Linked DNA regions of Homo sapiens: region 1 is linked to region 2. The links are chromatin contacts, found by Hi-C or POLR2A ChIA-PET in ENCODE. All regions are on one chromosome and are shown on one strand. Each heading gives the region's core, a stretch centred on a gene start or an enhancer-like site at or near the end of the contact. The rest is flanking DNA. Distances are from core to core; before and after follow the strand shown. Region 1 has its middle 41 kb from the start of GDF10. Region 2 has its middle 120 kb from the start of GDF10.

What was found. Hi-C counts contacts between places; a loop is a spot of excess contacts on that map. ChIA-PET counts read pairs that join two places held with the same protein, here RNA polymerase II (POLR2A). Pooled maps may share reads with other maps.
Region 1: a loop to region 2 is called in a map of naive thymus-derived CD4-positive, alpha-beta T cell, with 3 times the contacts of the local background. The contact joins two enhancer-like sites. A Hi-C loop is called at or near these places in 4 of 168 maps with a recorded cell type or tissue (aorta, breast epithelium, gastrocnemius medialis and 1 more) and 6 of 50 pooled maps. POLR2A ChIA-PET finds 5 or more read pairs at or near these places in 1 of 52 experiments (naive thymus-derived CD4-positive, alpha-beta T cell).

The regions. Positions count from the first base shown.
Region 1 is chr10:47,256,091-47,263,141 of GRCh38, forward strand. No RefSeq gene overlaps it. Among named protein-coding and RNA genes, the nearest start is that of GDF10, 41 kb to the right of the region's middle. RefSeq lists a silencer at 5,445-5,494. Within about 2 kb of position 1,826, at least 4 of the 41 ENCODE cell types and tissues checked have a DNase peak (open chromatin) inside an H3K27ac peak, as active enhancers do.
Region 2 is chr10:47,179,124-47,186,442 of GRCh38, forward strand. No RefSeq gene overlaps it. Among named protein-coding and RNA genes, the nearest start is that of GDF10, 120 kb to the right of the region's middle. Within about 2 kb of position 4,433, at least 3 of the 41 ENCODE cell types and tissues checked have a DNase peak (open chromatin) inside an H3K27ac peak, as active enhancers do.

The sequences.
Region 1 (7,051 bases), core at 576-3,075, 74 kb after region 2:
AGGGCTGCCAGCGGATGAGCCCAGGTACCCAGAGCTCCAAGCAGTCAGCTCAGCCCTCAGAAGCCTCCTGGAGAAGAGGACTGCAGGAACTAACCCACTGTAGCAGCCATCTGGAAGAACCAGCCCAGTTCTCAAACAAGGGTGCACCAGGCAGAAGAGCCAGTCAGCATGTAGCCGTGAAGACTGGGAAGGGCAGAGGGAAGAGGCACGAAGCACCTAGATGACGCGATGAACTAAGGAAAACTTTTAAAGCACTCTAATTGCTGTTCTCAGAAATTCAGGAAACGTATACATTCATTAAAGAATCTTCTGGCAATACATCTTCTTAGACATTATAAGTGTGACCCACCAATTCCTGTCTTCAAAGTGATCATCAGTAAATGAACTGAAAGATAAAGTCAAGGAAATCTGTCAGAACGTAGGGTAAGAAGACAAGGAGAAAGAACTTCAGATTAAAGTGACTCACATATCTTGTTAGGATTAATGAAAAAATAAAACCATCTAACATTTTAAAACATGAAGAATAAAGAGAAAATCAGAAACATGAGACAGAAAACATCATCACCTACTAATAAGTAAGACTGGCATCTCATTAACGAAACTTACTGTGACTACATTGTTGAAATTCCAAAACCTAGAATTTGACAGTCTCACAATCACAGTGGGAGATTTTAGCACCTACTGTAACTTCATCACACCTATGTGGTTCAACTTTTATGAAACCAAGTTGTGAGTTGTTTTCAGGTTACCATGGGCCCCCAGATTGAAGGTGATGTAATCTGAGCGTGCTCAGGCGAACCAAATGGACAGCCACAGGAGGAACCTCAGGGCTGGGACTGAGAAATTGGGACTGAACTGAGAAGCAGACACTGCCTGGCAGGAGCCAGGATCCAATCAGAGGAAGCTCTGGTATCACCCCATGGCAGGATCCAGTAAGATCATGCCTCCTGGCACCACCTCATTGCAAGATCCAATCAGATCACACCTCATTACCCTATGCTTATAAAGCCTGACCCAAACCCCTGCTCGAGGAGACAGGTTTGAGAGTTTTCTCTTGCCTTCTTGCCCATTAAGCAGCTTTATTGCTGTTTTTCTTTTCTCAAAAGCTGGTGCCATGGCATTGGCCTCTATGTGAATTGGACACCAAGCCCATTGATCGCTTGGTAACAATACCATGTTCCTAGATGGGAGGACTTAATATTATTAGGATACCAATTCCCCCCAAATGAACACAAATATTAGATTTTTCTCCTTGACTCTTGACAGTGAAAGCTTGCGTATGAACAATTAAAGACTCCCACTGAGGATTCTGAATCTGAAACTCATACTGCAAAGAATCAGGGGATACTTTAGAATTCACTCTAGTTATGGTGATGGTGATGGTGGAGATGCCAGAGGAGGGGATGGAGGGGAAGTGGCGGGAGGTGCTGGTGTTATGGGGGTGGTGGTGGAGGAGCAGGTGGTGGAGGTGATGGTAGGATGGCAGCACCCAGCACCCAGAGTCTAGTGTAGACAATAGCAGCAGAATCAGAACAGCCTCTTGGCAGCAAGCGTCCAGGGCAATGTCTCCAGTGGCACCATTTGGCTTGTTTTTGGCTCTCTGGCATCCCTCTATCCTGGCCTTTTGTCCAAGGGTTGCTTCTAAACACTACAATCTCTTACTAAGACATCCGTTATCCTTCTAAGTCTCTTTGCTGCCTATGTTTAATAAAGTAAGTTTCTATTGCTTACAACCAAGAACTCTGGGACAATGAGTCTTCCAATCTTGAGTAAAGGAAGTATTTTGTAAGCAAGGCAGGAAACCAGAAATATTGTTTTAAAAGCAGAAGACTGACTAATTTAACCACAAAACTTGAAACAACTCAATAGGAAAAGTGAAAGCGCCAAGTTCTTAAGGGTCACAGCACAGAAGAAAGAGGAAGGCTGGTAAACATAGAATAAGATGCTCATTCTCACAAATCTTCAGATGGAAAAAATGAAATTCCATTTTTCCCTTTAGGTTAGCACAAAAATACATAAATGATACATAATATCCAAGGTGTGACTGGGTGGGAAAATGGGGTCTCTTACAAAGCACTGGACAATGCAAAGAGGTGACATTTTCAGCTGAATTGAAGGGTATCTCCCAGCATTCGAGGTGAGAGTTTTCTCTACTCAAAAATGTTATTTCTCAGTATTTATCTTAATAGAAATACTTGCACAAAAGCATGAAAATATTAATAGCTGACTTATTTATAGCAGCCCCAAAGTGTAGGCAATCTAAATAGTATCAACAGGGGATAATATTTACTTCCAAAATAACCAAAATATGGAACAAAACAAAATATGGAAAACTGAGGAGGAAGTAAAAAGTGTTTAATGGAACTATATTTACTGATCTAAAAGGCTCCTTGGTTTGGTTTATTCTTTTTTTTTTTTTTTTTGAGTTAGGATCTCACTCTGGTGCCCAGGCTGGAGTGCAGTGCCATGATCTCGGCTCACTATAAACTCTGCCTCCTGGGCTCAAGTGATCCTCTCACCTCAGCCTCCCCAGTAGCTGGGACCACAGGCATGTCCACCCAGCCAAGCTAATTTTTGTAGAGATGGGGTCTTGCTATGTTACCCAGGCTGGTCTCAAACTCCTGGGCTCAAGCGATCCTCCCACCTTGGCCTCCCAAAATTCTGGGATTACAGGTATGCACCACCTCGCCCGGCTGGTTTATTCCTTAGTGAAAAGGTGATTGCAAAGCACTCTATATGGTATGATTCAATTTCTCTTTTAAATTTGTTTGAATTGCAAGGAGGTGGGTACGTTCAAGTTAGACTTTATATACCTCTGTAACAAGCAATATTGTAAAACCAGCATGTTTTGCTTTTCCAGTTTCTAAGCAAAACTAAAAGTAAAAAGGAATTGGAGTCCATGGGATACACCTTTCATGGTAAATTAGTAGCAGTGTTTCTCGTTTGTCCTGAATCCTTGTGAACCTGCTGGGGGTCCTAGCTAGTCTTGGTGTAGGCTGGACCTTGGGCTGTGCCCTATGCCTTCCTGCTAGGGGAGTTGAAGAAGGACAGGAGGAGGCATGAAACATGCCTGGTTTCATCCCATGGCTTCAGGAAAATCACTCCAGAGCCTAGATCAAGTTAATAGGAGAAACACTGCAAAGAGTAATATAGCTACCTATATTACGGACAGATGAAAAGGTATTTATTTGACCCAGTAAGTACAATCTACCATGCCTGCGGCACATCCTGAAGGAATATTACTGGGGGCCTGACTGCATGACTGCTCTTTGATTTATGGAGCCAAAGTGAATGAAAGGCAGGGTCAATACAACTGCCTTTCGGCTCCACTTTCCATTCCATTTCATAGAGCAGGTGAAAAGATATGCCTGCCTATAACAGGACTGGGTGAAACTCAGGAACCTCCAATGGAACATTTGCATGTCTGTGTCAGTGGGCATTTCTGTCATCCAAGAGGGGACTTCCATCTGAGGTGGCTTTTGAGGCAGGAGCATAGCTCCGTCAGGAGGAGGCCTGAGCTAAATGCACATTGTCCATGCTGGGAGCTTTCTGGGCAGGGCTCAGGGGGACGGGTTGAGGGGGCTTGTCTAGGAGCTGGATTTCTGAAACGTGATACATGGCTCCTGTTTCCAGTGGATCAGCCTGCCTTTCAGAACCTACAGGAGACTGTACTTCCAAGAAACAAGTGCTTTCCTGAGGGACTAATCTGCCTGCCCCCCACTTGAGTGCTGACACCAAGGCTGAAGGCAAATCCCGGCTGGAAGACGAGGATGTAGTGGGCTTGGGTGTGAGACAGATTTGGTTTCAAACCATAACTTTGGGAAAGTCACTTCCCTGAACCTTGTTTTCTTCCTCTATAAAATGGGCACAATATTATCTTCTTCATGGAGCTGCTCTACAGATTCAGTGAAATAATGGATTTGTTTCCCAGGGCTGTTGTAAGACAGCACCACAAACTGGGTGGCTTAGACAACAGACGTTTATTGTAGCACAATTGTGGGGGCTGGAAGTTTGAGATTAAGGTGCTGGTAAGTTTTGTTCCTCCTGAGGGCTGTGAGAGAGAATATGTTCCAAGATTTTCTCTGAGTTTCTGGTGGTTGATTTCAATGTTTAGTATTCCTAGGCTTGTAGAAGCTTCACCTGGATCTCTGCCTTTATCTTCACATGTTATTTTCCTTCTATGTTTGTCTGTGTCCAAATTTCCCCTTTTTATAAGGACTCCAGTCATATTGGATTATCAGCCTACCTTAATGACCTGTAATGACCCTATTTCCAAATAACGTCCCATTCTGAGGTAGTTAGGGTTAGGACTTCAACATATGAGTGAGGGGAGGCACAGTTTAACCCAGAGCAAGTGGCACATGTAAAGTGACTGGTGTAACATAGCTCCTGAATGAATAGTAGCTCTCTTTGTCCACCAAGTCCCCCCTTGCCAGCATCTAGACGGAAAGAGGCAATGAAGGTGGAAGAGGGAAGCCACATATGTCTCAGTGGGTTCTTTAGGTTGGGAGTCACCCACCCCACACAGCTTCTGCCCAGTCTCTCCCACTCCAAGAGCCCATCCATCAGTTCGTTTGGCCAGCAGGCAGCAGCATTTCCCCAGAGCCCCAGGAGCTCTTGTCTGCTGTCGTTTGCTGATAAGCCAATGCTTGCTGACGCGTGTCCTGATTTCAGAGTGTGTCTGCCTCTCTCCTCATCCTGTGGCCATGCTATGGTAGCTGAGAGCAGGGATCTGCCACTCCATCGCTGTGCACCTTTGACCCAGCTGGGGTCTCACAGAGATAGTCTCTAGTGAAGGTTTGAAGGATGTAGAAAAGAAGGAACAGCAGCTTCAATAACAAGATTGTCATAAATTTGTTTAATATAATCGCTGCCTCAGCATCCATTTTTATGCCTGACATAAGCTGTTTGGAACTCAGTTGTACCCAGTCGCCTTTAGACTCAGAACTTCCTCTCCCCGTGTGGCTGTTCCTCATCCCACTGACCCAAAATCCAATACCTGACCATAATAACACCAAATGGTCATGCCAGAGTCAGGAAAATAAGTCCCCACTTCAAGAGTGTTTTCTTTAAACCAGTCAGTCCACAACCCCAAAGGAAAGCCTAAGGATAATGCCCATGAGTCTTAATAAAAGCAGAGTCCCACAAGTGTTCTCTCTTCCTCACCCACTGGGTAAGCTGCCTGCCACCTCCTGACTTCCTGTAGGCCTCTAGTGTGCAACCATCTGCTGTGAGGCCTGTGAGTGAAATGTTTTCCCTGTTTCATGCATTCTGGTTTCACTTCTTCACTGTGTCTAACCTGACACACACACCTGAACCTAATTTCCCCCATCAGAGCTCCACTAGAGAGTGGCTGTCTGGGCTCACGGCCACTCTCAAGAGACACCACAAGACCCAGTGGAAAGAAACTAGCAATACAAATCACAACAAAAGGGGGACCTGTTCAAATGCCTGCCTCCGCACCCCGCTCCCGCCCCACCCCCACCCTGCCCCCCAGCCATCTCGCTCTAGAAATCCCCCACCATGTGCAAAGAGATCCTGTCTCTCTGGGCATCAGCATAGAGGACCGCTGGCCAAGCCACCAAGCACTTGGCTCACATAATAAACCAAAACCTGTTAAAGCTCCGTGCTACTTGAAAAGGACAAAAAGACAAATGTATGTAGAACAGGGTCCAGGCTGACCTCAGTTCCCATGGGAGATAGCAACATGCCATCAGCAACTGTTCCCAAGCAAAGCAGCAGGCACTGGCCATAGGAGACAGCCTGGGCTCAGAAGGCTGTGGGGGAGGACCTGGCTCCTGCTCTGTCTACCTTTGTGTCTTGGGTTCCAAATATATTCTGTAGAAATTCCAGATATCACTCAATCTCAGAACCTCCATGTCTGAGTCTTAAAAACTGGGTTAAAGATGCCTCCTTTGATATAAGAATTAAGGAAAACATGACTGTAGATTTGTAAAGAGTAGGGTTTTCATGGAAATCTTTACTTTGCAGGGGCATACCTGCAACATGCTGGCCTCACAATACACACTAACGGAAGTTTCTACATTATCCTCAGAGGTTACCCCAGGACATTTTGCATCACTGAGCACTGTGAGAAATTTTCTTACCTTGTGTTTTATTCAGTGATGTTGTAAACTGAATGTTTGCGTCTCCCCCAAATTCCTATGTTGAAGCCCTAAAGCCCTAGCCTGCAGTGGTGATTGTATTTGGAGGAGACTTGGGGAGGTAATTAGGGTTAGATGAAGTCTGAGTGAAGGCCCTCACGATGGGATTAGAGCTTTAATAAAAAGAGATACCACACCTTTCTCTCTCCACCACCTGAAGACCCAGTGAGAAGGCGGCTGTCTGCAAGCCAGGAAGAGAGCCTTCATCAAACCCAACCATGCTGGCACCTGATCTCACACTCCCACCCTCCAGAACTATGAGAAAATAAATTTCTGTTGCTTAAGCCACCCAGTATGTAGGATTTTTGTTATGGCAGCCTGAGCAGAATAATTTGAGTAAAAATCTATTTTTATTCTTACTCATTAATAATTCATTGACTTTCTTACAACATTCAAATGCAATGAAAAACATTAAAAAATAATTCTCTTTAAAGAATATCTAGGAGAGAAAAACAAAGCAGCTATTTTTATATTTTATAGCTGAGCTGTCTAATATGGTAGCCAACTACCACATGTGGCTACTAAGCACTTGAAATGTGGCCAGTCCTAATTGAGATGTGCTGCACATGCAAATTACACAACGGATTCCAGACTTACAACAAAAACAGAATATAAAAGTCATAATTTTTATATTGATTACATGTTAAAATACTAATGTTTTGGATCCATTAAGTTAAATAGCACATACGATTAAACTTAATGTTATCTGGTTTTCTCTTTTTCAATGTGGCTATGAGAAAATACGACATGACACATTTGCTTCATATTTGTGGCTTGCCTTCTATTTCTATTGGACAGCACTGGTCTAAAGTCTGAAGCAGTAGACAAAGCATGGGCTTTTGAATCAAGAAGCTCTGCATTCCCATCCAAACTATGTCATGACCAGC
Region 2 (7,319 bases), core at 3,183-5,682:
GATTTCATGAGAAAACCCACGTGTGAGTGGATAGAGCACTAGGCAGGGGTCACAAGGCCAATGCTCACATGAGCCAAGCAGGTGCAGGAGCGAGAGCCCACCTATGGGAAGAAATAGGGAGTGGAGTTATGGGGAAAGAGGGTTGGGAGAGGGCACCAATGCCATCACACTACCAGAAGGAACCACACTGACCATGCAGGCTAACCAGAGCAGACAGCCCTGAGGAGCCAGGATGCAACCTCTGGGCAACAGTGCCCATCACTTTACATTCTGTGCAATTATGAAAAGGTTGTGGTCAAGGATGGAAATCTCCGCTGGCTGCCCAGAAGTCAGACAGCTGAGAGAACATCAGAAGAGGCCATTTATCAGAGGGTGCATGCCTCTCTGTCACACTGTGGTCTTGGGCAAGCCCTTTCCCTTGTTCACCCTTAGCTTCCTATCTATAAAACAGAGTGGTGGTGAAGATTAAGAAAGAAGGCAAACACCAGATACCTGGAACATGCTGGGCCCTCAGCAGTTGTTTTGGTTTCTTTCTTCCCCTGCAAAATAAGTCAAACTATTCCGACTTTGTTTCTCACGGCTAGTGCAGGACTTTCTTAATTTCTCTGGCTGGCCAGTGTGGTGGCTCATGCCTATAATCCCAGCATTTTGGGAGGCAGAGGCAGGAGGATGTCTTGAGGCCAAGAGTTCTAGACCAGCCTGGGCAAGATAGTGACACCCCACCCCCATCTCTACAAAATTAAAAAAAAATAGCTGGGCATGGTGGCATGCACCTGTAATCCCAGATACTTGGGAGGCTGAGGTGGGAGAATCACTTGAGCCCAGGAGGTTGAGGATGCAGTGAACTACCATTGTGCCACTGAACTCCAGCCTGGGTAACCAAGTGAGTCACCTTCTCAAAAAAAAAAAAAGTCTGTGTATATATTTATACATATATTTATATATGTTTATATATATTTATATATTTATATTTATATATATTTATATATTTATATTTATATATATTTATATATTTATATATTTATATTTATGTATATTTATATATTTATATATATTTATATTTATATATATTTATTTATATTTATATATATTTATATATTTATTTATATTTATATATGATTATATATTTATATATATTATTATATATTTATATATATTTATTATATATTTATATATACTTATATGTATTATTATATATTTATATATATTTATTTATATTCATATATATTTATTTATATATTTATATATTTATTTATTTATATATATTTATATATATTTATGTATATTTACTTATTCATTTATATATTTATGTTTATATATTTTTATATATTTATATATTTATATGTTTATATATTTTTATATATTTATATATAGCTATATATATTTATATATTTATAGATATATATATTTATACATTTTTATATATTTATATTTATATATTTATAGTTATATATTTATATATTTATATATAGTTATATATTTATATCTTTACATATATTTATATATTCATATATTTACATATATTTATATATTTATATATATTTATATATATTTTATATATTTTTATATTTATATGTATATATGTATATATTTATTTATATTTATGTATATTTTTATATTTATATATATTTTTATATATATTTATATATTTATATATTATATATTTATATGTATATATGTACATATTCATATATATTATATATATTTATATATTTATATTTTATATATTTATATGTATATATGTACATATTCATATATATTATATATATTTATATATTTATATTTTATATATTTATATATTTTCTATATATTTATATGTTATATATATTTATATATTTATATATTATATATATTTATATATTTTATATATGTATTTATATCTTTTGTATATATATATCTATAAAAGGAAATGTGTGGGTGCAGATGAGGTCAGACTGAAGGCAGCTTCGAAACAGCCCAAGGAGAAAACTTAAATCTGGCCCTGGTGCACTTTAATTGCTCTGTTCATTCAAAATAAAAATGCACATCAATGTTAGCGCTCTCCCGTCTCCCAGGCTGCCGTCCGAGGGCTGGAGGAGGAAGCCCCACTTCCTCGCAGGCCCTGCTAGAGATTGACTCCAGGAAGGCCGCTCTTCCATCCCCCTGGCATGTTTTGCTTCTGGAGGTCCCGCCAGTGGCTAACAGAACCCCTATTCACACCACCTCCAAGGAGTTACAGAGCATTTCACTATTGCATGCACAGGCTCCCATAAATCAGGTTTACAAAGAGTTATTTTCTTAAAGACAGATTCCTTTAAATTCCATTTCCTTCTCTTTCGCCCATGCCCAACCCCCATATCCTTGTGATTGAACCAAAGGCTCTGTGGCCAAGCTTTTCTTGGATCGTGTGAATCAAGATCAATAAATATCCATGCTGCAGCATGACTAGCCCGGCGCCTCACTGTGCTCTGGGATAAGGGCCCGGGTTGTGTGCGGCCGTGTGGCCCTGGCATGGGCCTGCCCTGCTGCTATACACGTCTGTGTTGAGTGCGGGCCCCCGGGTCCCCAGCTCCCAGAGAGGAAAGACCCTTCCTGGGGGAAAACTAACCTAGAAGTCACCCTCCTGGGGGTGTTACCTGTCTCAGGGGTTGGGTATCCAGGGTGGATTTTCAGGCCATGTGATCCACAGTTTGATTTCGAGTGGCTCATGAGCTGCTGCAGGCAGATGAGTTCTTCAACACCAGCACTGTTATTGAAAAAGTCAAGAGAAGACTGTGCTCCCTGTCTCCCCTTCCTCGCTCCCTGTCCTCTCTTTAACCCGCTCCAATGAGGTGTTCACTCTTACTGTCCCACCAAAAGTGCTGCCATCTTGTCAAACCCAAGGGTCCTCATCTGACTCAATGCCTCAGCAACGTTTTTTAGTCAATCGCTCCATCCTTTCCAAGCACTCTCATTGTGTTTCCACAGAACCACGGAAGACCACAGGGGTCTGCCTGTCTTCATCTCCCTGGCTGGCTCCTTCTCTCCTTCCTGACTCGTTAATGTGGGGGACCAAGGGCTCAGCCCTCAGATCCCACCCTTCATGCACGTGTGCCACCTAGGCATTTGGGCCTGTGGCTTCGAACACCATCTATGCTACTGCTATCCCTAAATTTATCATTTCAGCCCCAGCCTTTCCACATAGACCCAGTTCAGGTCACCATTCAAATATCCATTTGGAGTCTCAAACTCAGTATGAAGGTCACTCTAGGTGCAGTCCCCACATTGCAACACACACCTACTCAAAATATACTCCTCTCTATGCACATACTTTGCTTTCTTTTCTTCCCACAAACTGAAGTTGATTTTTTAAAATTTATTTACTTGTTCCTTGTCAGTCTTCTCTGCTAGATCATGAGCTCTACAAGGAAACAGGATTATATTTAATTTTGCCTTTGTAGTCCTAAGAACTATCCACTCCACTCAACCACTTGCTGGGTATTTAGTAACTGAATGAATAAAATAACACTGACTTTTGTAATGTGAATGTGATTCTCTTTCTAGTTCTCTTTAGATTCCCAAAGGCATGTCTGTAACACTGCTCTAACACATGATAATTTCACTGTTTAACAAAGAGAGAACAGTTTCAATCTGAGAAACTTGGCAAAACAGTGTCCTGCTAGAATTTAATAAACTTGCTTTATTTTCATTGTATTTTAAAATATAGTTCCCTTCTACTTATGGCAAGTATTAATAGTTTCCTATTTATACTTGTGGTATAAAGTTTCCTTTTAAATTCTATTTATGTAGGCAGTATGAGTGGATCAATTTAAAGAAAATATTAAGTAAATTATAAATGGCTGGACATTGGCACTGGATGGCTGAGGGTAGGGAAACACTGCATGGATCTTCAAGTGTCTGGGAGTGAAGGACCAGATATCTTGAGCCAGACAGGTTTTGGACTCAAATAGTAAGAGCCTAATTCATTTAACAAGGACCAGCTCATCTGCACTATTTCAAGTTAGAAAGCATATGGAGGTTGACCAACTGCCTCCCTTGCCAAACAGCTGTCCAAGCCTAGGTAGACATGTAAATATTTGAAGAGGCTTGGATGGGGGTTCGCCGCACTCAGAGGACATAGTTCACACAAGAAAGAGTTTCTCTTCACCCTCCCATCTCACCAGGTGCCCTGTGGGCACACATCTGGCCTCCAGGTGTCCCCCATGTGGGCAGACCCTGGACCTAGAGGGCTTGGTGGCTGGACTTGTCCCATGACATCCCCACCCCATTTCTCACATAGGGAGTCTGGCCAGGAGACTCTGACATAATCAAAGTCTAGCAGCAGAGAAGTTATCCTCGGAACCTGGCACCGCTGGGCCTCCCCAACCCACCACCTGGGCAGAGGGAGCTGACAAAGGCTGCAGTTCCCTGTCCTCACTCCTTACACATTCGTTCCAGATGCCCAGAGATCTGGAGCACACTGCCGTGATGAAACCCAGTTGCAAGAGTCAGCACCGGTCCCTCCGTCCATTTGCCTACAGCTCTGAAGGTACGGCTGGCTGTATGTGGCAAACAGAGCAGCCACGACCACAAACTGCCGGGACTTCACAATTGGCTTTGTAGTTTTGCTGAGGGACTGTCCAGGTTTGGAGAAGTCCTAGCCTATCACAGGTTATATTTCCCAGGCTTCTTTCATTACACAGGGCTCTGCAGCCAAAGAAGACCTCACATTTCTGAGTCATGAAATCCTGTCAGGACGGGTACATGACGTTCCAGTAAGGCTGAAGGAATCAACTCAACATGCAAAGCACAGCCTCTCCCTGGAGCCAAGGAGCCAGGGGCAAACTGGGGCAGCACCTCTGTGGTTGGAGGGCAGAGGGCCTCACACAGAGGAGTCAGGGTGAGGGACAAAATTGGAGGCAGAGCGGTCCCCAGGGAGTGCACAATGAGGCGGATGCCACATGAGCAGGCCCAGAACAATTTTGGTGCCAAGGAACAGGCACCTCTTAAACAGGCCCCACCCTAGAGCAGAGCCCAGCAATGAAATACAACGAAAATAAAGCCTTTGGAGGTGCAGGTGCAGGACAAGCCACAAGAAGAGGAAAGAACACAGAAAGTGCTCCCAGCACCTGAGGTGCCATGTCTTCTAAACTCACTGGCAGTGCAGTGGCCCACCACCCTCAGAGAGAGCCACCTGCCCTTCCCAGGGATGGGCACCAGGCAGCTGGATCATCCCTCAGTATGTTTTATCTCCAGTCAGTGGGTAAGTCTGCCTATAGGCCTTGGCCTTGTTTTATGCCTCTTTGGGCTCACCACTTGTGCCTAATGCCAGATGCATATTGAGTCTTGGGTGATGAACCGGCAGGACTTAACTAGGGAAACCCCCTTGGGCCACTCCCTAAGCTACTGCAGGCTACAGAACTAGATATTCAAAGGGAGCAAATTGCTCTGCCCACACCCCTACTGGGGCTGGGTTGGACCGTTTGGTGACAGGTGGCGTAACCATCCTGCAGAGGCCTCCCCTGCTCTCCAGCAAATGTGGACTTTCCAGGTCCTCACTTCAGAGGGAAAGGATTACTTCTTTGACCTCATGGCTCTGCAGCATCCTCAAGTGGTGCAGCTGGAAAACCAGGGCCAGAGGCTGCAGAGGGGTGACAGATGTCACCACTTCGCTATGCTGGAGTCAGATGGCTGCAGAGGCCAACACCTCTCTGACCACCAGCCAACCCCCTGTGTCTGGGTTACTTTGCCTGGAGGGGGCCACATCGAGGTGCCCCAGGGACACGACCTGGGGCCCAGAATACATCTTGCTGCCTGAGATAGGGTTGCACAGGGCCACCTTGGGCACCAGAGAAGCTATGGACTGTAACACACAGGGCAAAGCATGGGCTACAGCCCTGGACTGTGTCCTGGGTGAAGTAACAGCTGCGGGCCCTTGCCCTCTTGCATGCCATTCTCACGCTCATAGTGGGGAGGACGACCCGGTCTCCTGAGTGGACAGCACCTCATCTGGTGCCCAGTAGTGCCTGGCCCAGGTCCCCGGATCTGAGTGCTTGTGTGCAGGTCTCACCGGGGGCCATGAGCCCAACTGTGCTGCAGCCTCCACCCCTGAGATCGGCTATTCTTGCTGTGTTGGCAATCTTGGGTCTTTCCTGAACCCCAGCCAGGGCCCCGACCCCTGTCCTGCCCCTACCTGCCCCTCTCTCCAGGGATACTGTTTCCATCACCACCTGGTTACTGCTTCTTCTAGGCAGGCCACACCCACTCCAGAGGTGCAGGGCTCTGAGCCCTGCTGCACCTTAACTCCTTTCCCGCCTGGGCCCCTCCCCACCTTCCTCTCTGCGCTTTGGCACACTTTCTCCTGCTACACCTTGCAGCTCTCTTGCCGCTCACCTTCAGCTTGGTAACTTGCAGCGACAGTCAGGAATCACTGTTTTCACAGAGGTTTATGCATTTACATAACCTACAAGGGTGAAGCTTGGGCTCACTCACTCTCAAAGAGCATCTGCTGAGCTAGGTAGTTTCTGTAACTCAGATTTATTAAGGTATAATTTTACATACATAACATTTGTCCTTTTAGATGTACTCTTCTATGAATTATGGCAAATATATATAGCCATGTAATCACCACCATAATCAAGATACAGAGTATTTCCACCTATTATATTTGGAATAATATTTCATCATCTATGTCCATATAGAATATTTCCTGAACATGCCCCACTGTAGTCAAACCTCTCCCCTAACCTGAATCTCCCTGTTTCTATAGTATTGCCTTCCTCAGAATGTCATATAAATAGAATCAGACAGTGTGTTGTTTTTGTGACTGGCTTCTTTCACTTAGCATAATGCATGTGAGATCTGGCCGTGCTACTGTGTGGAATCAGTAGTCCTTTCCTTTTTATTGATAAATAGAATTTCATTGTATGATGTACCATGATTTGTTTATTCATTCATGGAATCTGCGTGGATTCCAGCTTTTGGTAATTATAAACGAAGCTGCTATAAACATTTGTGAGCATTTGTATGGAGTCATGTTTTGCATTCTCTTGGGTGACACCTAGGAGTGGGGTTGCTGGGTTGTATGGCTAGTGCGTGGCTCACTCTACAATGACCTTCCCACCACTGCCAGAGTGCTCACCATGGTGGCTGTGCTGTTTCCCCTTCCACCCACAGTGTGGGAGAGCGCCAACTGCTCCACATCCTCACCAGCCGTTGGTATGGTCAGGATTCCTGTTTAGTCTTTCTGACATGTCTATTGTGTGTGCTGGGTATTTTAGTCTTTTAATGTATTCATTCTATAGTTGGGTCTCAATTCTGTTAATTTTATGAGAAAATGGAAACCTCCCAATATATACACC